Regions from separate parts of the Homo sapiens genome. Here region 2 is linked to region 1. The links are chromatin loops, found by intact Hi-C in ENCODE. Cell type or tissue: endothelial cell of umbilical vein. All regions are shown on one strand. Links, peaks and the distances in the headings refer to the core of each region. The heading gives the core; the rest is flanking DNA. Region 1 holds the start of VWA5A (von Willebrand factor A domain containing 5A). Region 2 has its middle 9.2 kb from the start of OR10D3.

Region 1 (5,394 bases), core at 278-5,277:
CGAACCTCTGGATGAGCAATATATGTTCTTTACAAGCCCTCATAGATTTTTAGACACTTGAGCTGCATCCTGCCTATCCCCTTTGGCATTTGTCTAGGCTTTGGGTTTGTCAGGAGCATATTTGCTTGTAATCGATGAAAATTGTTACTTTTAAGCAATGGTCACTCTCATCCAAGAAATTTCTGACAAACTACTAAGTGATTTGTGATCACAGACATTATTCCTGTCTGTAATTAATGTAGTTTGACATACTATGTAAAACACTTAGCACTGGTTTCAAATAGGAACTCAATATATAGTACTATGCATATTTTTAAATTCACTCTATCTATCCATTCATTCATGATAAGTTTCTGCTGAGCCCAGGTTGTCTGTGATATCTTCAAACACTTAATTTCCAAGTTATCGGTGATCATATGAAAATTATACCTATTAATTATAATTGTTATCACCAATATGTAATAAATGCTTATAAGATTTGTGCACGTCTGAGCATTTGTTATTTGAGCTTTTGAAATCTATTCTCCAGTATCTATAGTGGATTGCAATCACAAGACCTAAGCGTATATACAACCACTGGGATTTGTATGTATTTATTCATTAAACAAATAACTTCATGACTTTTAAAAACTTACTTTCTTAAAGGTTTACAATTTTAAGAGCACATAAAGGGCTCAAGTATGATAAAAACGGCAGGAAGTTTTAGGTGAATTGCTATGGAAACATCAGAGGAGAGAGAACAAGCAGAACTGGACACTTAAAACTCCATGATGATAGAGAACATTGAAGAAAGAGAATAACAGAAATGAGACAATGACCGAAACGACTTATTGAAAGCCTGTTCTGAACCAATGCTAAGCACTCTATGACAAACAGCCTTTTTATTTCAGGAAGGGAAATGGCTCTCAGAAGAACTGAAGAAAAATAAGTAGCAAACTATGATCAACATAATCAACACACACCGGCATAATTCAGGGCACATGTGTTACAGTGGTGGGCGCTAAAATAAATTGGATATTGTTCTCATAATATGCAGATTTCTATTTCCATTATAAGCAAATGTGCTTTTCATATTCTGAAGAAGATAGTTTCCTTAAAAGTCTACTTTTTAATTAATCATAATCAAATGTATTAGGGTAAGATAAGGACCCAAAGAGCTGTTATAAACCATGGAGAAATTTGTTACTTTATCCTGTAAAATTCTGTGATGATACAGTGGCTTGCTCTATGAGAGTCTCAGGGGCTCAGGATCTTTCTGTCTTGTTGCTTCTCCATTTTTAGGGGAAATGCTCCAGGCTTTATGATCTAGTCTTTATGGTTCAAGCTGGTTCAGTTACCTGCATTCACACCAATGAGCAGGAAGAGGGTAAAGTGAATGGGAAGCCATCCTCTTTTCTTTGAAAGGGCATGACATGGTGTTGCACTTATTTCTTGTACCCTATGGGCCAGAGCTTAGTTACAAGGCCACACCAGCTTTAAGGGAGGCTAGGCAATGTTTTTATTCTGAATGGTCATAGACATTGTGAAACTTGGGGTTCCTGTTAGTATAAAAAAGAAGGTGAGAATCAACCTTGAGGAATGCCTGGCAACACTAAGACAGACTTTTAAGTGAAGATATCTCATCTATATCGGTTTAATTGTGTATATTGTGCTAGGTTATGGGAATTTTCACATAGTTGTTTTTTCAACAACCAGCAACTTCTGTGTGTTTCCTGATTCAGTGCCCTCTAACCACGCTGCATGCCTGGTCTGTGGCAGACTTTTAGTGCTAAGCTCTAAGCCCAGCAGGATCAGATGATGAACTCTGCCCACGTTTCCAGCTCCTCCCTTTTGTTGCTCAGATGTTTCGGCCAATGGAAAGAAGGCACAGTCACAAGGAACAATACCAGACATGATTTCTCTCCAGAGAAAAGGATAATTTCCTCTCATAATTAGTTCAGTACATGTAAAAAACATGGTTGTAGGGCCTAGTACTGATAAAATAGAATTTGTGCTTATATTATGCTTTACTATATATGCATATATTACATGCATGTAACTGTATATACATGCATGGGTGTACATATATACACATATATACATCTATGCATGCACATCCATGTATATAAATGTGTATGTGGGTGTATATATATAAAGTATATAAATGTGTGTGTGTGTGTGTGTGTGTGTGTATATATATATATATATATATATATATAAAACTTTTATAGCCACTAAGATTCATTAGATCTCACAAAAACAATCAGTGGAGGTTTGTCATTATCCCCGTTTCAGATGAGAGAACAAATAACTTGGGGAGAGTTATTTGTATATAACAAATATCTCACAAAAACAAGTATATAACCAGTATATAACAAGTATATCCACAAAAAATACATCACAGAGACCAAAATCAAGCTGTGTTTTCCATATGTATCATGTATTCTTTATCCTATAGATTCTCGACAGCAATATGACACTTTAAGTCTCAGATTTAATAGGTTGTTTTGAAATAGAGAAGCCATGGGGACCTTGATCGCTTCTAATGTCCTTTAGCCAGGTAAATGAGCATAGACATTCTCAGTTACTTACATCGTTAACCCAAACATTTGGTTTCAGGATCCCATAAGCGACCCATGACAGGAAGACTTGGGCTTCCCTGGCTAGAGCTTCTCTCATTAGAGCAGATGTGTGTGCCTTGCACTATCTCCTTATCTTTCCCCCTGCTGTAGGGGAGGGGCAACTTGGGGGAAAATGACTCACATTAGAGATAAGGTGTCAATGATATAATCTCCATAAAGCTTTGATTAACAGGGCCCAGGACACAGTAAGCCTTTGGCAATTAAGCTTTTACAAAAATATGCAGTTTTTAATGTCATTGTTGTTGTTCCTGTTGCAGCATTTTCCCTTGCCCTCTTTGCCTGTTCTCTGATTGTTCCTTAGCAAAGAGCAAAGAAAAAAACCAAACGTTCCAAAGTCGAAGACTTTTCCTTTGATACAAACAAGCGAAAGTTCGATTATTTGTTCAATAATTTTCCGTTGATCCCTTAGTCTTGTAGTCGCTACTTTATAACCGGTCCCTAGAAGGGGGCGGTTCTTTCCGGAAATTATGACTGCAGCTGTTTTCACTCCGCTGTGACTCAGAGCGCTCCGGGCTGCAGGAGAGGAAGGTAGGGGACCAAGCTACCGGTGCAGGGCCTGGATCCAACCCCTGCTCTGGAAGACTGAGAGCTCCACATTCTAGCTCCCTTTCCCCAGTCCCCAAATTTGTAGGGGCTCCTTGAATTGCACGCCCCATGGGTGGAGGATTTCATCCTGATGTATGATCCCCAGGAAGGTTCCTGCAAGTTTGGCAGTTTAGGGGAATCTTTTGGAGGTTGAAGGAGGGATTTAGCCATCTCCTAATCTCAAGGCCCTTCTTCCTACTTTCCTTCTCTTTTACTTTACTTTTTTTCCCGCTTTCTTTCTTTGATATAGACAATTGATGTTTTCTCAGTTTCAGGATAGTGTAAGCTGAGGAAATGAGGCTGTAAGCCTCATCTACTCCAATCAGTTGCAGCCCCTAAGCCCTTCTCTATAGAAATGTAAGAGACCGACGCAGTCTCTTCTGTAAATACGTGGACATTGGAAATCTAGGACTGAATGGAAAGGTTAAATCAATCTCTGATTTTATCCAAGCCCCACTTCTTACCCCAAATCTCCTCCTTGTCTGGTTCCGAGTTCTCCACTTCACCCCTGCCACAGGCCGCAGGGGTGTGTGTGGCCGGTGGTGCCACCCAGCTCCCCTCCCACCCTCCTAGCTGCTGAGCGGCTGGTGCTGGGACTCTGCATTCCTGAAGCAGCTACCTGGCTAGGCCGGAAGCCTTGTATTCTCCCAGCTGCCTCAGATTCATGGCTTTCAGCTTGGTGGCCAGTCTCTACCTAAGCCTTGCAAGTTGCCTTTCTGAAGTGCCATCCTGAGAGACAGAACTAATTCTGACCCAAACTAATTTTGTTTGTACTGGGAAGAGTGGGGGCAAGGGTGCAGAATAGCAAGTTTTCCTCAACGGAGGATTTGTTCTGAGCTTAGAATCAGGAAGCGAAGGCTATTTCCTTGTAGGGGTGCCCTTTGCGTCTCTCTCTCTTTTACTCTAGCCACCTTGGTGAGTATTGCCCAGCCTGAGAGCTTCTCTTTCAGCTGTTTTACTCCTGTGTGAGTCTCCTGCTTTAGGCTCTCTGCTTAATGTGTTATTAGAAATTCTTCCCTCCCCCAGCCCAGCCTGTTCTACCAGAGAACTTGCCCAGGTCAGAGGTCTGCGTAGAAGCCCTTTTCTGAGCATCCTCTCCTCTCCTCACACCTGCCACTGTCCTCTGCGTTGCTGTCGAATTGTGAGTCATTTTGCCACACTCAGTTTTTATCCAATTTCTCAAAATAAAAACAGATATGGAATGAAAAGCCTGATTTATTGGTGCTGTTTAGTGGGGGTGCAAATGTAGGCTATGTGCCTATATAATATTTAAATATATTAGAATATCTTGGATGGATACAAACAAATATACTCGTATCTTTTAATTTTGGGTCCCAAAAGAAAAGCCACAAGGTAAATGGCCTGTGGCAGGAGTCCATCTTGAATCACACAGCTTCTCACATGCAGCGCGTCTCTGAATGCCATGATCCAAAGTGAATGGTGGCAGAGGTTTATTGATTAACAGTAACAACAATAATAGGGACAATAGTGATGTCTGTCATCATTGATTAAATGCCTCCTATGGCCCATGTGCTATTGTAGGGACTTCACATGTATTAATTCACATACGATGTGTGGATATTATACTACTCATTTTGGAAAGAAAATACTGAGGCTCAGAGGGATTAGTGACACCTACTCCATATGCCCAAGGAGTGGTGAATTAAATACACTTTTGAGAAAGTGGAATTGGTATTTGAACCAGCCTCAGGGTGTTTCAGAGATTTCCTGTTTAGTAGATACCAGTGAATCTTACACCTTCCCCACCTGGGACTGCCATTTAAAAGGACCCTTATGACTGAAATCTTTGTCTCCTTTTTTTTAAAGGTTCCAACTTCCTAACTCCAACATTAACCCTTTGAATGTATTCTTATGCCAGAGAAAGGCACATAAAGTACTGGTGTTTGAACAGATAACTTCCAACATGTCCTCTGTTTGTGATATGTCTTTTCTGCAGAAATCTTGCATCACCATGGTGCACTTCTGTGGCCTACTCACCCTCCACCGGGAGCCAGGTAAGCCTAATTTGTGACTCTTACTTGCCATTGAATCTTTGGCACCTATCACAAGGCTTGATCTACAAGGAGGCAATCTATTGAAGCTTGATGAACTTGAACTCTGGTCTATCTCCAGTGCCGCTGAAGAGTATCTCTGTGAGCGTGAACATTTACGAGTTTGTGGCTGGTGT
Region 2 (5,394 bases), core at 299-5,298, 59 kb after region 1:
CGATGGGTACTGTTGACCAAAGCAAGTGCTTTCCATAGTCACTCCTATTAACATCGTTTGTTAAAACTCAGTAAATGGTCATTGTTTTTTCAGTTGCATAATGGAAAACTCCTGGTAGGAAACACATTTACAAAAACTTCTGTTATCGCTTACATCCAGCTATAGAATCTCTCAAAGGGAATCATCGAGAAGAATTTTTTTTTAGTTAATTAATCTCAAAGGTATTCATTTCTACGAGATGCTTTTTATGCTCATTATGATTTTGGCTATTTTGCCCTTTAATTGTTGGTTTCCATTTGTGAGCTGTGTCATGAGGTAAAGAGGATTAGTTAGCCAATGCAAGAAGGCTTGTTACAGTGTTTATGTCTTGGATTCACTCTGCAATTGTTATTCCAAGGAAAAACTAATTATGAGTGTAACACATACATGTTAATATACAGCCTCCTTTCCAGACACATGTTCATGGATAATTTCATTTACATCAGTTTTTCAGCATTTCCGAGGTGAGGCTGATTTTTTTCTAAATCACTGTATTAAAAAGCAAACAAGCAACTCCCCTGCTCCAAAAAAAAAAAAAAAAAAAAAAAAACTTCTAAAAACTAGCTTTCCTACAGCATTATTCTCTCTTGTGGGAGTTAGTGGAAAAAATGCCACTTGTCAATTGCAATGCAATTAAATAGACTTGGTTGAAATTGACAAGAAAGAACAGCGAAAATATGGATTTTAAATGTCAAAGCTCTAAGTGGCTGCATATTCTGAGTGTGGACTTTTCTCACTTCAAAGAAGCATCAGTGGAACCTGTCAATCATATTTCATTCCTGACAGCTGGCTTTGATCAGCACATGGTGAAAAGCTCAATTAAAACCCCACAGTTAAATTGAGCAGCTGGGCCAGGGTAAGCAATTTGAGACTCAGTGTGAATTTCACGAGGGACTGTTAACCATGACCGTCCTCATAGATTAAATTAGGTACTTGCTAATTTTTTCCGTCAGTACTTGCTGTGAAGATGTATTACACCGCATGACAAACCGCCTCCCCACCATTCTGAAGTCCCAAAGTTAGAGGCACTTTATGTTCTTAGTTAAGTTTCATGACATTAGGGAGTATTTAATTACCTTAAATACCTACAAAGAAACACACAACACTACATGCACACACATACATGCACACACAATATAATTAAACAAGGTAACAATTTTGATAACACACACCAATAGAATGAAATCTGTCGCTTTCAGCTAAATATAAGAAAAATCCTTTGGGGTCCACAATAACAAACCATCTCTATCAAAATAGAAGATAAATGCTAATGTCCTTATAAGTGGATGGAGGTGGATGGGACCTTAAATGTCACATAAAGTTTAAAAAAAAAAAAGTATGATGAAACAACTAGACACAGACCAAACAGCATACACAAAATAACACAGAAAAAGTGAGAACAAAGTGAGGTTCTCTGTTATCCAAGGTTACTTCAAGAAATGGATTGAAATCTAATTCAGGATTTATGTCTTCTATTGATCTTGTCTGATTTCAAATAAGGTTTTATAATTATCTTTGTATTTGTCTTATCTACTGCATACATTGCAAATTCCCCAAGAATAGGCCCAGTGTGCCCCATATGTCTTCTTCCACTAATCCTGTCTATTTCTACTGCAGTGGCTCAGCACAAGAGCCTGAGCAGAGCTGAAAGTCTATTAACTATTTTTAATATTGAGTTGGCTATCTCCTTGTAAATGATATCCTTATGTAGCCAGCCCTCAGGCCTCTGCCAGTTTCATTACTTATAGAGCTGACCCTATCCACTCAGAAGCCAATGGTGAATAGCATTAAAGAGAAACATTCAGACTAGACTTCACAAAAAAACCTTACTTACATGCACCATAATCATATCTTATTTTTATATATTATTATTAAACACAACTTTTGAACTAAAAGGGACCTCAGAGATCATTAATATAAACAGCTCTTTTAAATGAGGAAAAAATTCTACATATCTAGATGAGTGCACAGAAACGAATATACTAAATTGGGAGTTCTGCCTCTCATCAAGATATCTGAGGGATAAGTAGGTTTCCTCTTATTTTAATTAGCCGATATATTAATTTAGCAAACATTCATTGAGGATCTACAAAGACGCTTAGCTAGGAGCTATGGAAAATATGAATTAGAGGCCTTTATAAAATTAGCAATGCAACAAATTATATATTGTCAGTCATAAGAAAAATACAGTTAAAATTTGAAGTGGGTTCAAATGAGAAAGGTTAGTTTGATCTGGGTATATCGGGGTAGGCCTGAGGGAAGACATGACATTCAAATTTAGCTTTATTGGCTTCTAGAATTCGAAAATTTGGGAATAGCAGTTGGTTTTAGAGAAAAAATCCAGGAGAGGCTAAGGCATAGAAATAAGAAGAAAATGAAAAAAATGTCATTAGTTCTTATTTATTTTTTCTCTAATTAAAAAAATCAATAACATAGAATACTTATATATATAGTATTGTATTATTATATAGTATACATTATTTTTATTTTATATTATTATTATAGAATAGTATTTTTTAGTGTTTATACTTATAGTATTATATACTTATGTTTATTTGGTATAAATAATATTTACTTAGCCATGCTAAGCCATTAGCTCTATAGTCAGGACCCAAGGAAAACAAAACAGCAAGCTTGAAATTGTTAGGCTACCTTCCTGTGCTTTCCTTTCCTCTCTGCATTTGGTTTCCATGGAGACCATTCGAGAGAGGACCCAGTGAGTCAGCAACAAACAAAGCTAGTTCACTGAGCCCTGTGAAATTAGGAGTAAGCTTTAAGGTCAGTGAAATGTTGCAAGTGAAATACACTGCTCAAATAATTTTCAACGTTCATTGAATTTAACTAGGCCTATTATCTTCTGCTCGTAATTCTGCTCCAGCCATTATATTTTCAGGCCCTTGATTCACACCCAGATATATGTGATAATAGAATTGATGTCACTGTCATACCTCTTGGGGAGCCACAGCAGGTTTCAGATACACGGAGAGGATACAAAATGGGTAAACTATTGTTCATATGCTGCAAACTCAGATATACAAAAATGTAATTTCCTTTGATTTTTTTAAACTGAGCTCATTTTTATTCCAAGATTTCATTTCTGTCAAATGATAGGAAAAAATAATCTAGTTATCTTTAAGTAAACCCAGTTAATTTTGAGTTTTCTATCCTCATCTTCATCTTCACAGAGTTCTGGGACTAAGCTGTGGGACTTACATAACACCACAACATTGGTGGGGAGGAGTGTCTACTTTTCTCCTTTGATACACCTTCCTTTGCCCTCTTATGATATGTACAACATCTTGTGATGGCATTTGGTCATCTAGAGCCATCTCCACATATTCTGGGATTAACCTATTCCTGTTATGGTTGTTATACTGACATTCAACACCACTCTTCCTTGGAGAATTCTCTAACCGTAATTTGAAGACCATTTTGGATTGATAGTTTTCCTTCAAAATTTTATTTTCTTTTCTTTAAAATTTAATTATTTAGCCAGTAAAAATATTATCCTGGTAAATCAAAAAAGTCATTTTTAAAAGAAGTAAGATTACAACAAGGGTAAGAAAGATGGCTCAAACGATGGCCAAATATATTTTAAATTCTAGAATCAAGTTGCCATGTAAAACACAAGACTCACAAATATAAATATTTTATTATAAAATTTAGTATCAATGATTTGGTTTCAGAAATACAACATAATATGTTAGAGCAAATTAATGTTCTTTATTAGAATTTTATTGGTTCTATAGTTTTTTTGCATTCGTTCATTTTTGTTTCATTACCATAGAAATGTGGTAAACAAGAGTTTATATCTAGCTTTGAGTTTGAAACAACATACATGTAAGGAAATGAATAAGTCAGTATGAATTTTTTTCCTTCTGTGTGTAATTCAAATCTAAATGCCAATAGTCTATATATCCAGCATTTCACCTCTGGATGTATACCCAAGAGAACTGAAGACCTATGGCCACAAAAAAAACTTGTACACAAATTTTCATAATAATATTATTAATAGCCCAAAGTGGAACAAACTCATATGTCCATAAATGAATGATAAATATGTGGTATATTCATACAGTGAAATATTAGTGAATCACAAAAGGGAATGCAGAACTGATAAATGTCACAATGTGAACAAATCCTGATAACATTATGCTAATTTGAAGAAATCAGATACAAAAGGCCTTATATTGTATGATTCTGTCTATAGGAACTGTCCAGAAAAGACAAATCAATAGAGACAGAGTGTAGATTAGTGAATGAGTAGGGCTAAGGGTAGGAACAGGGGGCAACTTCAGATGGGCATGGAGAATCCTTTCAAAGTAACAAAAATATTCTAAAACTGGATTAAGGTATTGCTGCAAAGCTGTAAATTTACAAAACATAATTGAATTCTACACTTTAAAAGGATATGTTTCTGGTATGTGGATTATATTTCAATAATCTTGTTAAAAATTCCGATAGTTTAGGTCTCTTCAAGACATGATGCGAACCATTTTAATAGTGCTTATTAAATAAAAATAATTAAACTAGTGTCAATTCTTCACATTTGCAGAGAATTTCTATTTCAAGAAAATGCACACACAATATTTCATTTGAAATTCATAAAATACATGTGAGAGTTGGTATCATAATCTCAATTTTGTAGGTAAAGAAATTCAGTGACCCTGAGACAGTTTAAGTAAGTTGTATATTCTTATACATCAATAATTGCATGATCAAGATTTGAACCTAGAACTTATGATTCAAAATCTTATGCTATTATTTCTCTTTAAAAAACTAGATATTCTTTCCATAATTCACTTAATTCCATGGATAAACTAATGATTTTCTTTTAACTAGGACATAACCAATTGGTTCATGTACACAACATGATGAGACTTTTACTCAGGACCACTCTGGAAGATCTACCAGACACCTCAGAGAGCATTCACTTTAACTCAACTGGTCAATTTTACCTGAAAAGCAAAGAGATAGTCTTCTTTCAAAAATTTTCCTTCCTGACACTTTCGAAACTCTCAATGATTGATAGCTCCCCAAACCAATGATTGCTACATGAAAACCAGAGCATAAGATTTTGAATCATAAGTTCTGGGTTCAAATCTTGATCATGCAAGATATAATTATTTAATCTCAGCTGGAAGGGTTCCCATTCAGAGTGGATCCCCTCCTGCTGTTTTTGTCTGGCTGCTCTGTGATAAAAGACATAATGTGTGATGTGTTGTATGTGCACGTGCATTCTCGTGGCTCATTTGGTGGTGGGGCCAGGCCCTGTGAGAGGACAAAAGAATGATGCCAGAAGATATGGAGCATTATGCCCTTTTGTCTTCACAGAGAAACAAGCTCTGTTGGCAG

Evidence for each region. Hi-C counts contacts between places; a loop is a spot of excess contacts. Peaks named below come from ENCODE experiments on the same cell type or tissue, not always from the same donor. Only the 100,000 strongest peaks of a DNase experiment are listed, where the experiment ranks them.
Region 2: it touches region 1 in a loop (2.8-fold over the local background); 2 of 110 quality-filtered maps call a loop at or near these places.

The regions. Positions count from the first base shown.
Region 1 is chr11:124,112,334-124,117,727 of GRCh38, forward strand. VWA5A (von Willebrand factor A domain containing 5A) reads left to right here and starts at 3,117. Exons shown (of 19, transcript NM_001130142.2): 1 at 3,117-3,149; 2 at 4,233-4,347; 3 at 5,164-5,221; 4 at 5,340-5,394. The coding sequence starts at 5,179. In endothelial cell of umbilical vein, for the core only: no CTCF peak of the experiment used is centred there; DNase peaks (open chromatin) are centred at 1,738 and 3,088; H3K4me3 peaks cover 1,110 bases; H3K27ac peaks cover 1,003 bases.
Region 2 is chr11:124,171,434-124,176,827 of GRCh38, forward strand. No RefSeq gene overlaps it. Among named protein-coding and RNA genes, the nearest start is that of OR10D3, 9.2 kb to the right of the region's middle. In endothelial cell of umbilical vein, for the core only: no CTCF peak of the experiment used is centred there; a DNase peak (open chromatin) is centred at 2,738.